2 separate regions of the Homo sapiens genome follow, and region 2 is linked to region 1. The links are chromatin loops, found by intact Hi-C in ENCODE. Cell type or tissue: dorsolateral prefrontal cortex. All regions are shown on one strand.

What was found. A loop is a pair of places that touch in the nucleus more often than their neighbours do. Peaks named below come from ENCODE experiments on the same cell type or tissue, not always from the same donor. Only the 100,000 strongest peaks of a DNase experiment are listed, where the experiment ranks them.
Region 2: it touches region 1 in a loop (12-fold over the local background); 74 of 110 quality-filtered maps call a loop at or near these places.

The regions. Positions count from the first base shown.
Region 1 is chr15:91,052,116-91,060,115 of GRCh38, forward strand. No RefSeq gene overlaps it. Among named protein-coding and RNA genes, the nearest start is that of VPS33B-DT, 33 kb to the left of the region's middle. In dorsolateral prefrontal cortex, CTCF peaks have their summits at 3,923 and 4,122; a DNase peak (open chromatin) is centred at 3,956; H3K4me3 peaks cover 773 bases; H3K27ac peaks cover 448 bases.
Region 2 is chr15:91,220,495-91,228,494 of GRCh38, forward strand. It overlaps SV2B (synaptic vesicle glycoprotein 2B), which reads left to right. Exons shown (of 13, transcript NM_001323032.3): 2 at 5,379-6,220. The coding sequence starts at 5,770. Among named protein-coding and RNA genes, the nearest start is that of SV2B, 120 kb to the left of the region's middle. In dorsolateral prefrontal cortex, CTCF peaks have their summits at 4,464 (motif pointing left) and 4,670; no DNase peak of the experiment used is centred here; H3K27ac peaks cover 501 bases.

The DNA.
Region 1 (8,000 bases):
GTATCTCTTTGAATTCCTTCTTTCCATTCTTTGGGGTATATGCCCATAAGTGCTGCAGCAGCTTCCTGAGTACATTTCAGGCTGTGGGTGTTTTCTTCATTTGAATACCCCTTGCATTTTGGCTACTTACCATGGTTACCTACTGATGTGGTTTGGACTGAATGTTCCTGCACAAATCTCACGCCAAATAGTAATCCCCAGTGTTTGAGGCGGGGCCTGGTGGGAGGTGATTGGATCATGCAGGTGGGTTATATCCAGTTATATCAGTCCTTCTCCAGTTATATCACCATTTTTGTTCCTCAGTTGTTACCAGCTTAACCTTTCTCATTTCGTTAATTATTGACGCTATCACTTCTTTCCCCATTTTGTACCATAAATGGTTTAGCACCACCCTTTTGGTGCTGTATTGGTGATAGAGTTCTCACGAGATCTGGTGGTTTAAAAGTAAGTAGCACCCCCGTCCCCCACCCCATCTCTGTTCTTCCAGAGGCTGTTTGAAGTGCCTCTGTCTCCCTTCACCTTCCGCCACGATTGGAAGCTTCCTGAAGCCTTCCCAGAAACAGAAGCCAGTATGCTTGCTGTACAGCCTGCAGAACCACGAACCAATTAAACCTCTTTTCTTTATAAATTACCCAGACTCAGGTATTTCTTTATCACAGTGTGAGAACCGATTAATACACTCACCCACCAAGGGCACTCCTTTTTCCTTTCTAGGATAGCTATAGGCTTAAATAAATGGTTCTCCATTTCTAAAGATTTTGGGCAGGGTAAAGAGTCTGTTCTCAGACTCCTGGACTGTAAGACTCAGTTCAAATGTCCCTGTCTCTGTTGTCTTCCCTGACCAATCCCTAGTGACTGAGTGCCCGTCTCCTTTTCACTGCGGGTCCACTGTGTTCTCTTCAGGTGCAGTGTTGCTGCTTTTGTTTAGAGTCCATCTTCCTCATGAGACTGTGAACCCCTTGAGGGAGAAGATTGTGCTTTGTCTTTGATCTGCTGTATTGTACATAGTGAACAGTGTCTGTTTTCAAATTTTAAGTTAATTTAAACAACATCTTTAATGGCCGGGCGTGGTTGTTCACCCCTATAATCCCAGCACTTTGGGAGGCTGAGACAGGCAGATCACTTGAAGCCAGGACTTCAAGACCAGACTGGCCAACATGGTGAAACCCTGTCTCTACTAAAAATACAAAAATTAGCCGGGTATAGTGGTGCACGCCTGTAATCACAGCTAATCGGGATGCTGAGGTAAGGAGAATCGCTTGAACCCAGCAGGTGGAGGTTGCAGTGAGCCGAGACCGTGCCACTGCACTCCAGCCTGGGCGACAGAGTGAAACTCTGTCTAAACAAAAACAAAAACAAAAAAACACACACAAAAAAATCACCAAATTTTAATAATTATATACAGTTAAAAAAAGTCAAACAAATAAAAGGTTTATAAACCTTAACTTCCCCCTCCTAGTCTTAGTACTGCTCTTCAGAAGGAAACACCTCTGTTTCAATTTTTAGTCCTCTGACTCTGAGTGTTAATTAGCTTCTCTAAGTAGTAAAGTTGTACTACTACACCACCAACCCTGTAGGGCTTTATCTACTGGTTTCTGCTGTGGTTGATGAGAATTTAGTTCACCTGTACCACCACCCACCTTTCCTGCTCCAACTGGTTCCAAGCCTTCACCCCTCCCTAACCCCAGGCCCACTGCCATGTGACTTTGCAGCCCTGCCCACTTGTGTATCCCCAGATTTTGACTTTGGGCTTAGCCACGTGATATGCTTTAGATAATGGGATGTTCTCAGGTATGATGTAAGTAGGGGTTAGAAAAGTGCTTGTGGGCCAGGTGCGGTGGCTCATGCCTGTAATCCTAGCACTTTGGAAGGCCGAGGCAGGTGGATCACTTGAGACAAGGAGTTCAAGGCCAGCCTGGCCAACATGGTGAAACCCTGTCTCTACTAAACATATAAAAATTAGCCGGGCATGGTGGCACATGCCTGTAATCCCAGCTACTTGGGAGGCTGAGGCAGGAGAATCACCTGGACCCGAAAGGCAGAGGTTGCAGTGAGCCATGATTGCGCCGCTGCACTCCAGCCTGGGCAACTGTGTGAAAGAGTGAGACCCTGTCTCAAAAACAAAAGAGAGAGAGAAAAAAGAAAAGTGCTTGTGCAGTAGGGTCTGTTCTGTTGTACCTCTGTCATCATCTGGCTAGCCTGCTGGTCTTGGGAGGAGCATAGAAAATGTAGGGCAACACCATCCCAGTCACTTATAGACTCATATACAGAAGCAAAGCAATCTGGCCAGACCCAGCGTAGATCAGTTGAATTATAGTATGTCTGCAGATGGATGAACAATCATAAATGACTGTTGTATCAAGCCACTGAATTTTTGGGTACTTTGTGATGCAGCAGTAGCTAACCAATACATACCACAATCTACCTTCCCAGCCCCCCTCTTCCTTCTCCAGTTATATCATCATTTTTGTTCCTCAGTTGTTACCAGTTTGACCTTTCTCATTCCATTAATTATTGATGGTATCTCTTCTCTCCCCATTTTGTATCATAAGTTTATTTTCACTCCTCTTCCTTCCACCTCCACTCACCACTTTCCTGATTTCATCAGGAAATTCCAACAGCTGATTTCCATCAGGAAATTCCAACAGCTGATTTTTGTCAGCTACATCTTAGCTTTTACACAGAGACGTCTGATTTAATTAACATTTTGCTTTGTAACAGAATTTTTGGACACCTGGTGCTTTCTGAGTCCATAAGGTTTCCATGGAGGAAAATTGACAAAAGATTCTTTCAGAGAAAACCCACAATTTCCCATTAACTAGTTTAGTGTGTTTTCCTTCCTTGCAACCAAATCATCCCAGATTAGTATACCCTCAGTCCCATCAAAGCTCCTGGGGACCAAAATGTCAGCAGCAGTAAGACAGAACGGCAGGATGAGACTTATTTGCATTGAGTTATGTTGGGTTGTTAGCTGCGGTAATAAAACCCTGGGATGTTTCCTCTCTGACAACTCTTTCTATTGTCACAAACATTTGTGCTAGTAGCAGATGGATAGGTCACATCAATTTAATGTAACTACTGTACTTTACAAGGCTCTGTCTTCATTAACAAAGATCAATTAAACCAAGATCGGCATTATGCCCAGGAAATCAGTGTGACATTTAACAAGAAGGATATTCTCGATGGACACACTTTGCCATAATTTTTTTTTAACACATATAATAAAAAATTGGAGGTGAAAACGAGTAGATATTTTGTAAGGTTTAGGCTGGAGATGGTGATGTTGGAACCTGGAATTCTCAATTGGTAGGAATGCTATCCTTGGGTTTGAGGAATCTCAGATCTTTCCTGACCCCTCCACACCTACATGGGCCAGAGAGTGTAATGAGGGACCCTTCCCTTCTGCGGACATTCATTCCTTTATTTCCCCCATATTCTCTGGAATCATGAAAAGAACCTGGATTTGAGAGTAGACAGTTTTACATTTGAGCGGCCACTTTACCATGACTTTGCAAGTGGAACTTGGGCAAGTTCCTTAATGTTTCTGATCTTCAGTTTCCTCAAATAAGGAAAATAAATAAATGCCTAATAGGTTCTGCTGTGAAGAGTCAATGAGCAAAGCATCTCATATGCCTGAGTCATAGAGAGCACATAACAAAAGATAGCTCGTTTTATTCTTATTATTCATCACCTTGAGACACATATTTATCTTAATATTTAACTTAGCTCACTTTATTATCCCATACCATTTGTAGTGAGAATGTATTTTTCCCCTGCTATCCTTTCTTCTGTGATAACTCCAACGTCTCTCCTCCCTCAGGGATATTCCTTGATTCTTGGATGCTGTCTCCTCCAGCAGAGAAAACCGGAAGACAAGGGTGTCCCAGAGTTTTGGCTGTTGTTGCTTGTCCTAACACACGATGGCACTGTTGAAACAGGCAATCTTGCCATTGGGTGCCATCCTCCCGGTACAATGCCCAGGGATCTTAGGGAACCAGGCAGGCACCTGCGTGGAATATAGAGATCCGGCAGCAGCTGCTACAGCCCATCTCAGCCTTGTGGAGAGATCACTTTTATTTAAGTACGGCTTGTGATGGAAACAGACCTGCAAGCCTATTGTGTGTGCAGGAGGGATCCTCACCCTGGTGTACCCGCCCGTGTCTGAGACTCAGTCCCACTTCCTTGTTTAATTGCTCTGAGCTTTGAGTTGACACATCCAGAAGCTCCATGATAAGTGATTTCTCTCCATGCAGACAGCTACCGTCATACTCAAGTAATTCGCATTCTCCTCTCTGGCAGTATTCACGTGCAGGTTCCTGCCACAAAGACGCCCTTGTAGGGAACCAGCTCTGAATAAAGCTTGGAAAACTCACACCTCCCTGGGCACATCTCTGCCCAGATGAGTTCCTTGGACCTGCATGTTTCTGCCCACACTCATGAAACCTGGTCTGGAATTAGCTGTCAGCGCTGAAGGAATGTTGGCGTAAACATCACTCGTCCACTTTCACCTTTTAACCAAATCTCAGGACTTTAAATGCATTGAGGGTGTTTGCCATGGGAAGGAGGGGCATGAAGAGATACCCAAGATAAATGGTTTAATCGAGAAAACAAATTGGCAAACTAGATGTATAACATGATCCCATTTCCCTGTTTTTTCTTTTGCACTTCTCTATTGTCTGAATTTAATGTATTTTACAAAGTGTATGAATTAGTTTTACATATAGGAAAACATGACAAAGATTTAAAAAACCACCCTATTCTGCCAGCAAGTTGGTTGGAAATAGAGGCTTCAACTGAAAGAAAAAAGTAGGGGGATAATGTGGGGTCTTTATCAGTATTGCTTTTGGAAAAATTGAAAAATCATCAAAATTATTTTTTCTAGTGATATATGACCCAGAATCAAATTTTAAAAGATTCTTTCTTTCTTCCTTCCTTCCTTTCTTTCTCTCTCTTTCTTTTCTTTCTTTCTCTTTCTTTTTCTTTCTTTCTCTCTTTCTCTCTCCCTCCCTCCCTCCTTTCCTTCTTTCTTTCTTTCTTTCTTTCTTTCTTTCTTTCTTTCTTTCTTTCTTTCTTTCTCTTTCTTTCTTTCCTTTCTTTCTCTTCTCCTCTTCCTTCCCCTCTCCTCTCCTCCCCTCCCCTCCCCTTCTCTTCCCTATCTTTCCCTTCCCTTCCCTATCCTTCTGTTCCCTTCCCTATCCTTTCTTTTCCTTCTTTCTGCAGTCTCACTCTGTCACCCAGGCTGGATGAAGTGCAGTGGCACGATCTCGGCTCACTGCAAACTCCTCCTCTTAGGTTCAAGCAATTCTCCTACCTCAGCCTCCATAGTAGCTGGGACAAAATTATCTTTTAAATCAGCACAAAACAAAATTGATAAGGTAATATAAAAGCATATTGTGAGCTGGCCTTTGCTTCCTTAAAATGATTTCTGAAGAGATCAAAACAATTTCAAGGAACAGGCATAGTGGCTCACGCCTGTAATCCCAGCACGTTGGGAGGCTGAGGTGGGAGGATTGCTTGAGCCCAGAAGTTTGAGAACAGCCTGGGCAACACAGTGGGACCCCATCTCTACAAAAAATAAAAAAACTAGCTGGGCATGGTAGTGTGTGCCTGTAATCTCAGCTACTCAGGAGGCTGAGGCAGGAGGAGCGCTTGAAGCCTGGCATGTCGAGGCTGCAGTGAGCTGAGATTGTGCCACTGCACTCTAGCCTGAGTGACAGGCAAGACCCTGTCTCGAACAAAACAAAACAAAACAACACAAAACAAAACAAAAGAAAACACCAGTATCAAGGTCTAACAGTAACCATACACTAAGGACAACAGCAGAATCAGGCAAGAGCAAATGGTGTTTCTATGTACTTGTGGCCAAGAAAGATTTCTGTGCTTTCTTTTCATGTAGGCTTCCTTCTTCTGTTTTTACTTTTGATCAAGTGGTTTATATTTGATTATGCCTCCACAATGTAGAGCGTCTGAGCAGCATCTCTCTATTTAGTTAGAGATTAAAAACTGAAGAGATGAAGGAAATTGACATTTAATGAATATCAACTGGTACTGAGCACTGGGCCAGTGACTTTACTGCCTTTATGGCGCAGAAGCCTATGTCCAAGAGGGGTTAAGAGCAAATTCAAAGCTGTTGGCTTTTGAAGACACTTGACCCTTGGATCCTGCATCTGTGAACTTGGGAACTGCAAATATGTATACTTCTTTATGGAAGGGAAGAATTCAAATTTTTCCAAATATATATTCAAGTCTATTTTAGCTGCATATGTTTTCTGTATTAATTGGGTGATGTTAGCTGCTATAGTAGATTAACACCACTTCTCAAGGATTAACACGAACAAACATATTTCTCTCTTAGTTTCCTGGTCCATACTGATTGGCTACTCAGAGCCCAGGTGCCTTCATCCTGTGGCTCTGCCCTCTGCTAAGTTCCCAGAGTTATTTTCATTCAGCAGATGGGTCAGGGAGAGTGACTGTGTGGAAGACACGTATGTTTCTTAGTCATTTTGACCTGCAGGAGACAACAGCACAGCATCATTCCCTTGGTGAGAGCTAGTCCTGCCTAGAACTGGGGCTGGGCAGCCCCTTCCCACAACGACTGTGCACGGTGGAAGGGATCAGTTATCTTTGATGGTCAGCCAATCGTTTCTACACGGGTATACTCATGACTCAAATCAACGATTCTGGAAAAATGTAATTTTTAATGTCCTCAAAGTCACTTTCCAACTTCAGCAGTGAAAATGGCAAGAAAGAGAGGTCATTTGGAGTCCACTCAGAGAGAAGGTCGAGATTCAGATCAGGCGTTCTGGAGCTTCCTGTTTGTATTTGCACAAGCAAACTATCTCCAGACCCAGTATCTCCTCAGCAGGTTGGTCAGAGAGCAGGCAGAAGCATATCTATCTGTCAACAAATTCTTTAAAAAGGTAAAATTCCTCAATGGATTGTAGTAACGCAAATGTAATATATGTTTCCAAATATTGTTAGTGTAATTGGACACCCATTTGTGTGAGAAGTAGCTATACTTTTAATATGCTGCTGGTGGAATTTTTAATTGGTTTAGCCATTGAGAGAACACACTGGCATCATATCTTAGAGTTGAAAATGGAGGCATCCTATGACCCAGCAATTCCATCTGTACCATTGATAAGGATTTTTTTTTTCCCAATCAGCAACCCTGGATGACCAAATAATGCAAACAACTGCGTGTATGAATGACTCCGAGTGGTTTCATTTTTTTGACAAGATGATATCTTAAGAGCAGGAAAAAATCGACCAAGTTCTTATGAGAGAGAAATAAATTCTTCCAGCATGCTGCTATCAGTAGCTGAACATGCACATTGGCAGCAAGTTCTAAATGATGGAGACCATCACGCTGTTTGCCTCACGGACATTCTCTGAGCAAGTCTATTCAAAAGTCAGAATTTGATCAGGTAAAGGTATCTGTGCAAAGAAGAATCAATGCAGTACTATCTCACGTAGTCTCATGGGATGGAAAACATGAGAAGGAATCAACTTTACAGTGATATTTTAACCAGTATCTATATATTTTTATCAACAGAAGTATTGATTCAAGTAGAATGGAAATGTTGTAGAATGTATCTGTTGTAGGAAAAGTGGAGATTTGTAGGTAATATTTTGCTTCTCAGACTGGCTATTTGAGTGACATGATAGGAACACAGGGGGTCACCATCGTGGCAGATGTAGCAAATTTTGTTTTATATTGTCACTTATCTGAGAACTTTCCCTCTTCAGAAGTACAAACGTATAGAAAATAAAATAGGCTTCTGAGCAACAGAAATATGTCACAGACATTATGAGCTGAACTTATGAAGGCTTCTGTGAGATTTCCTCAAAATATCACGCCAAGCTTATTTTCTATTTATTTTCTTATGTTTTTGTCTGATAAGCCTGGCTAGCTCTTTCCTCCTTTGAGCAGCACTGTAAGATGTAGCATATTAGAAATGTGTCTGTGTGCATGAAAAAATGCTCATCATCACTGGCCA
Region 2 (8,000 bases), 170 kb after region 1:
CAGAACAGATTTTGGGAAGCATTACATCATTTGATTGTAATATTTTTAACTTTGTTTTCTGTGATATTTAGTAATAAGCAAGAGTTTGCTGCACAATGATTTTGAGTCATATAGCATAGATGCGGAGGCTAATAGAATGTAAAAGTTAAAGGAGGATGCTTAAGAGGTTAGCAGCATGGGAGGTAGTTGTTTTTAGGAGTAACTCAATATTTGTTTGTTTTTCTCTGTATGTGGTTTCCTAGCCCAGCCCTGATGGGCCCCAAATCTCATGGGGCATGAGGCTAGGCTCAAGCTTAGAACTTGGCTACATTTTAATTGTCAATACTTAGATAATAATCATAATTTTTATTTTTCATGTTTATTATTTTATTTTATTTTATTTTTTTGAGACAGGGGTCTCTCTCTTTCACCCAGGCTGGAGGGCAGTGACATGATCTTGGCTCACTGCAACCTCCGCCTCCTGGGATCAAGTGATCTTCCTTCCTCTGCCTCCTGAGGAGCTGGGATTACAGGTGTGTGCAACCATGCCTGGCTGACTTTTTGTATTTTTTTGTAGAGACAGGATTTCACCATGTTGCTCAGGCTGGTCTCAAACTCCTGGAATCAAGCAATCCTCCCACCTCAGCCTCCTAAAATACTGGGATTACAGGTGTGAGCCCTCATGCCCAGACAATAATTATGATGACCACAACAATAATAGCTATTAGATCGGATTTAAATTGATCACATCTGTACCAGACACTGTGCTGAGCACTCTTCATGGATGATCTCAACTGAATTCTCACAATGACCCTACTATAACCATTTTACAGATGAGGAAACTGGGGCACAGAGCAGTTAATAGCTTGCACGCAGGTAGTAGATGTGGCAGAGTCAGGATTGGAACCTGGACCCTCTAAGACCAGAGTCACTGTTGTACATCCCATAATCATACCAAAATGGTGGATCAGCCTGAAAAAATATTTTTTTTAAATCTTAATTACACAGGAATTATAGGATGCTGGAAAGGTTTCCAGTCCAGAATTTGGCTCCTTAGGGTCATCATTGTTCTAGTCACTCTCGGCCTTTCCTTCTCACCTGATAGGAAATGCACCACTTGTTCTCCTGTGGGAGTCCCCTTGTGTCTGTCCTTCCAGCCCCATGGCCACCACCTTTGTCCAGGCCTCACCTCACCTGTGGACTATTACCAAGCATGTGCGCACACACACACACACACACACACACACACACACGTGCATACATGAAAGCTTCTACCTGGTTTCATTGCCGTTAGATTTTTTATTAAAAACCAGGACCACATCCCCACCAGGAGGACCTTTCCAGAGCCCTGCCCTGCTGCACTGCACTGCTGTGTCCAGTTTAACAACCTTCACTGGCTCTCTTTTCTCAAAGAAAATTTCAAACCCTGAGCAGGGTATTCAGACTTGACTTCTGTTTCCTTCCGCATCATGTCTCCCATAACCTCCCACTCTTGGATCAACTGCTGTAGGCCACCTGGTCTCTTCATTCTGCCAAGACAAGCAAAGCCATCCTGCCTCCATGCCTCTGCATAGCCTTGTCCTCCAGCCTGCAGTGCCTTCCTCTCCATTGTTTGTTTCTCTGAGCCCTTTCCTGCCTTTGGACGTCCCCACTACCTCTAGGATACTATTTCAGCAGATCCCAGCCCCTAGGATCCCTCCTTCCTTTGGAACCCCTTGGAGAACAAATATTTGTGGCCCTGTGTCGTCTATCTAAGTTCTTCAGCCTCAGTCTTATTTTCTGTAAAATGGGCGCAATAATAGTCCCACCTCATACGGTCGTTGTGCAGGTTAAAAGATGTAAAGCACATGGTAAACTTAGCACAGACGCTGGCACGAAGCCTCAAAGCAAGTATTCAATAAATGAAAGATACTATTATTAATAATCAAGATTGTAATTTTTATTACCACACGATGCTTTGTGTTGTTTTAATCTAACTCTCTCATTAGGGGTAGATCTTCTGAGAATGGGGATCAAGTCATGTCATAGTCCTGTAATGCCTTCAGCATCAAGATCCCAGGACATGTTTGTTGAAGATGGGTGAGCAAACCCTAACCAAAGAGTTGGAAACTCAGTGTCAATGTGAGCTCTGCCAGCGACTCTGCGTGTGACCTTGACTTATCTTCTTGGCGTCTTAGTTTCTTTCACTCTGTATCATCCCTAACATTCTGTTTGAACGTGGATTTCAAAGCCAAGCCCTGATATTGATTCTCTGTGTTAATTTGGGCACATTTTTCAATCTTCTTAGTCCTCAGTTTCTTAATCTGTGTAACGGAGAGAACAATCTTGTTTTACCATTGGCTGTAAGAATAAATGAGGTATTGCTTATAAAATGCTCACCTTAGTACTCAATTCAGTTGCACTTGTGGTTGTTTTATCATAGCTGTTTGATGTTGTTATTTCATAAACACTAGGCTTGTTGAATGTATTCGTTTCCTGGGCCTGTCATAAAAAATATTTGTTTCATACCTCTGGAGCTTAGATGTTCAGAATCAGGGTGTCAACACAGTTGATTCCTTCTGAGAGCTGTGAGAGAGAATCTGTTGCAGGTTGGGAAGCCTTAGGCTTGTAGATGGCATTTGTCTTGGGTCTTCACTTTGTCTTCCTTTTGAGCGTGTCTGTCTCTGTGTCCTTTTGTGAAGACACCAGTCATATTGGATTAGGAGCCATCCGAATGATCTCATCTTAACTTGATTACCTCTGGAAAGACTCTATTTCCAAATAAGATCACATTTTGAGGTGCCGGCAGTCAGAACTTCAACATACCTTCACGCTATAGGGACACAATTCAGCCAGTACCATTGAAAATGATTAATAGTTGTGTTTCTTAAATGAAATAGAAATGAACACTCACTGGACAGTGATTCCCCTTTACTCCACTGCACTTGACATTCACAGCAGGTCTTTTAACTGAATCAGGTGAGTGGAGTTAGTTTTGACGAAGATCCTCTTCTTTCTGCAAAGCAGCTCCCAGAACCTTTGCCCTGGGTGGTGAGTCCCACAAGTGCTTTTGGAATTGCAAGTCTATCATTTCTGGTTCACGACGTTGTTATAGGGCCCCCAGGATGGAAATAACACACCAGATCTCAGTCAGGTGGCGTTCTTTCCATGTTTTTATAGCGCTCTGCAAACTCTCCTGCTGTTTACATGTGACTTATATTCCGCCGGTGGTCCCTAAATAGATGTAATAAAAACAGATTTAGAATATTAATCTGACGTGGTTCAGGCCAACATGGTCTAATAGAAATTTATTTACTGGAGATGGTGAAAAATCGGAAAGAGTAGAGTGCGAATCATTTCTTAGTAAGTATTTCTTGCTGGCTTCTTTGGCACTGTTTCTCAAAGTGCAGTCCTGGATTCCGTGTGTTATTTGTGGAAAATGCAGATTGCAGGGCCCTGCCCTATCCTGCAGATTCAGTGTCTTTCAGGGAGGGGTCCTGGAATTGGCATTTCTGTTGAGCCGCCCACGTTCTGAGTGGTGCTTCACCCTGTAATGTTTGAGAACCACTGGTTTCCATCCTCTCAGAAGGAAATGCATTGTATTGTCTGAGTCAGATGGGTTTCAGTGCTGGAGTCTGTCCAGGGCTGAAGACCAGGAGGGCCAGGAAGCAGGTGTGGGGCAGAGGGCCCAGGGATGGGCTGTGGGCAGAGGGAGGAGTCAAGTAGCCATGGTGAGGACAAATGTATCCAATCCTTTGTGAGGTGACATCTGCTGAGCATGCTGAAAGGACAGTGGATTTCAGGTGTGACAGGGAGGCCTGTAAAGGTTGATGGGGTCTGTACTGTGGGCAGGTGGTTTGACCTGGGGCGTGAGTCTCTGGTAGCCTCAATGTGTGAGGTCCGAGCATTATCCCTATCAGAGGGTCCAGCAGCTGGGAGCACTGGGGTGGGGTAGGGGGTGTAGGAGGGGCTGACGCCTAGCCCTGAGGGGCTACTCAGTGAGGCGGGGCCTCAGAGCCACTTGGAGAGAGCTGTGGGCAAATCTGGATTTCTGAGCTTGAAGCAGCCCTTCTTCATTACGCTCTGGGAATCTGTATTTTTAAAGCTCCCCAGGTGATTTAATGTGACAGTCCCTCGGGGTAGCATCTGGGAAGTATGAGGACATTGGAACGAGCTGGCTTTGGGACCAGTGACCTGGTCCTAATGCTGTGACCTTGATCGCGTTACTAACCCACTCGGAGACAGTTTGATTATCTCTCAAATGAAGATACAGATGATTTTTTTTCTTTCTTTTTTTGCTGTTGTGGGAATTACAGATAAGAGATGTGATACACTCAGCACATGTTCTGGCACACAGTAGGCCACAATAAATGGTGGCCCCAAGCCTTGTGAAACCTGAGATTCTAGGCACAATGAGAATCCACTGGGCAAAGGAGTCAACAGAGGGACTCTGATTGGAATTGGGATATAGGATGAGATCTTGGCTCTAGACAACATTGCCTCCTGGTGTCCAGAATTGGAACTAGGGGAAAAAAAAGAAGCAACACTCATGTCAAGGCTTAAATAGTATTTACCCGTGCAGACCAGGCACGATTCTAAGTACTTTATGCACAACCTTATGAATTAAGTACTATTGTTATCCCATTTTATACAGGAGAAAATTGAGGCTTGGAAAGATGCGTGTATGGTCACATGGACCATTGTGCAGCAGAATTGAGTTTCAGACCCAGGTCATCTGGCTGTATCCTCAGCCCCCTGTTCCTGCCTGTTTAAGCCTCATATGAGGACAGAGTGGCCTTTGAACCACAATGCTGAGTCTCAAAAGTAAGCTGGGATTCAAGAAAAATGTTTCCGGCTATTTTTTTTGGCCATACATTTCTAGATGTTAAATCGTACAGCCACTTCACGACAAAGTTAGAAAAGCGGCATTTTCGTAGCAGAAACAGCTATAATAACCTCCACTATTGCCAAAGGCTTGATAAGTTCTAACAGAAAATCCATAATACAAAATTGTCTTAGAGTATAAATCCCTTGACCACTTTATATTTCATTCTTGCATAACATTTTTATTTTATTTTATTTTATTTTTTTATTATTATACTTTAAGTTCTAGGGTACATGTGCACAACGTGCAGGTTCGTTACATATGTATACATGTGCCATGCTGGTTTGCTGCACCCATTTCATGGGTCAATTAGAGCTTCAAAGGGCCTCTCTGACCACGGTTCCTTCTCCTTTAGCCTCCACTCTCACCGATTCAATCCTCATTCAGTTGATAGAAATTTGAATGTCTGATAAGATTTCTCCCACCTTACACATGAGGCATTGGCATTACCAAATATATTGGCTTAATTCTGAGAGTATTTTGTTAGAATTTCAACCTTTGTAAATTCTTCTCTATCCCTTCTCTCTGTTCTCAGAGCATAACCTTCGGTGGCAGGACAAATCAGGCCAGCACGCAGTCTGCCAAGTCCTGCTCGCTCCCTGTCAAGAAAAACAGCTGGATCCATTTCTAATCAACACTTCCCAACGCAACACTTCTGAGTCTCTGAAGGAGACCAGAGCTTGAAACTTTCCAGACTTCCAACAGACATCGAGTGCAAAAGGATATTTAGGTTGTCTTTGCACAAATCTGGTTGATTTGAGAGATAAAGGGGGGGGGAACCAGTGTGACTTTCACCTAAGAAGTCACATGAACATATTTCACATTTGAACTACATAATGAATGATGGTTATTGAAATAGCCCAAACCTCTACCACAGAGCGAGGGATATAGCTCAAGGGGCAACCAGGCAGTCGCAGAACCAAGGAATGGATGACTACAAGTATCAGGACAATTATGGGGGCTATGCTCCCAGTGATGGCTATTACCGCGGCAATGAGTCCAACCCAGAAGAAGATGCACAGAGTGATGTCACCGAAGGCCATGATGAGGAAGACGAGATCTATGAGGGCGAGTACCAGGGTATCCCTCACCCAGATGATGTCAAGGCCAAGCAGGCCAAGATGGCGCCCTCCAGAATGGACAGCCTTCGGGGCCAGACAGACCTGATGGCTGAGAGGCTGGAAGATGAGGAGCAGTTGGCCCACCAGTACGAGACCATCATGGATGAGTGTGGCCATGGCCGCTTCCAGTGGATCCTCTTTTTCGTCTTGGGTTTGGCCCTGATGGCCGATGGGGTGGAAGTGTTCGTGGTGAGTTTTGCCCTGCCCAGTGCAGAGAAGGACATGTGTCTGTCCAGTTCCAAAAAAGGAATGCTAGGTAAGTGGAAATTTCCAATGATCCCTCCAATGAAAGGGAAGGAGAAGTAAAATTTATCTAGTATCTGTCACTATTAGGCACTTTAAATATATCACAATGTACCCATTTTGCTGTGAAGGAATTTTTGTCTTAGAGAAATCAATTGATTGACTTAAGTTTGCACAGCTAATAAGTATTGGAGCTTAGGTTTCTATTGAGGTCTATCTGACTTCTGAGCTCTTAGTTTGCTTTCCAGATCTTGTTGCCTCCTTGAGAGTCAGATTTCTTTCTTCTTCATGTTAAACCTTCTTCGATGTCCAAATGACAAATACATTTTGGGAGTGGCAAATGTGGGAGTGGCAAATTAAACCTTCTTCCATGTCCAAATGACAAATACATTTGGGAAGAGATCTCTGGCTGGTCTCTTCCACTTGGTCCTTCTCTCTGTGTCTTTCCAGAGTCCGATGGTGTCTGTTCCTGGTTTCTCATGTACATAAATGTTAGTAGGCTGAATGCCCACATACCCTGGGGATGAATGGTGGGCTTAAGCACACCCGTGGAGTCCCTGCAGGCTGTTGGGAACCATGCTGTGAAGCACAGATGGATTCTGCAGGATAGAGGACCAGCTTTGCAAATCAATTAAGAGATCAGCACCATCAGAGCCAAGCATCAGCATCAGGCTGAGGCAGAGAGGATTTGTGAAATTAGAGAGACGGTGTGCACAAATGGTGTGATGTAGAAAAGATTCATCATCATATGGACAAGCATTTGTCTTTAGTCACCAAATGTCCTGAAAAATGTATCTACCCTCTAAATTTAGAGTCTATGAAATTAATTGTGCAGCAAACATGTAGTTATGAGAACTAACTATAAGTCAAATTCTCATTCAAGACCAGGACATGCTTATGACCCTCAAGAGCTCAAAATCTATCTAGCAATTCAGCTCCTTCATTCAACAAATATCTTTTATTGGTTTACCTTATGCTAGACTCTGTGCTCAGGATCTGGGAAGAAAATAGCTTTTGTCTCTCAAATAATTTGCATGTAGTTGAACAAACAGACATTAACAAACACAGAGAATTATTTGGTTACTGTAGGGACAGTCTCTATGAAATACCTGGTGCGATTCAGGTCCCCGATACTTGCTATAGAGCAAGAGCTAGCAAACAGTTCTGTAAAGACCCAGATAGTAAATATTGTAGACCTTGCAGACCCAGATGGTCTCTGTCACAATCACTCAACTCTGTCACTGTAGCACAATAGCAGCTTTGAACAACACGTAAACAAATGGGCTGTGTTCCAATTAGACTTTATTTACAAAAAAATGGTCAGTGGGCCAGATTTAGCCTGCGGGCTGCAGTTTGCAATCCCCTGATTTAGGGCCACTGTAAATAAAATTGAGATATAAAATAAAGAACCTCTGCATAAAAAATTGTCCCTGGGGGCTCTTAAAAATGGTTTTACACGTTTGTGTTTAACTAAAGGGCCATTTGAAATGATTAGAACTGTGTCAGATATAACCCTGAGGGCACCAAAAGAGACAGAGTATATGCAAACAGAAGAAAGGGCTTGAGAAGCAAAGATATCACCTGGAGTTTTTAAACACCAACATAATTTTAGTGTAGTTCTTTTTCATATTAAAAAATTCTGCTACCTGCTTTTAAGTATAAATAATAGATTTTTTTTTCAAAGGACAAAACCAAGCAACCAACAAACAACCAACAAAAACCAAAGACCCCAAACAAAACAAAACCATCTCCAACTGATGTAAACATTTCTGAGACATTAATTTGTTTTGCAG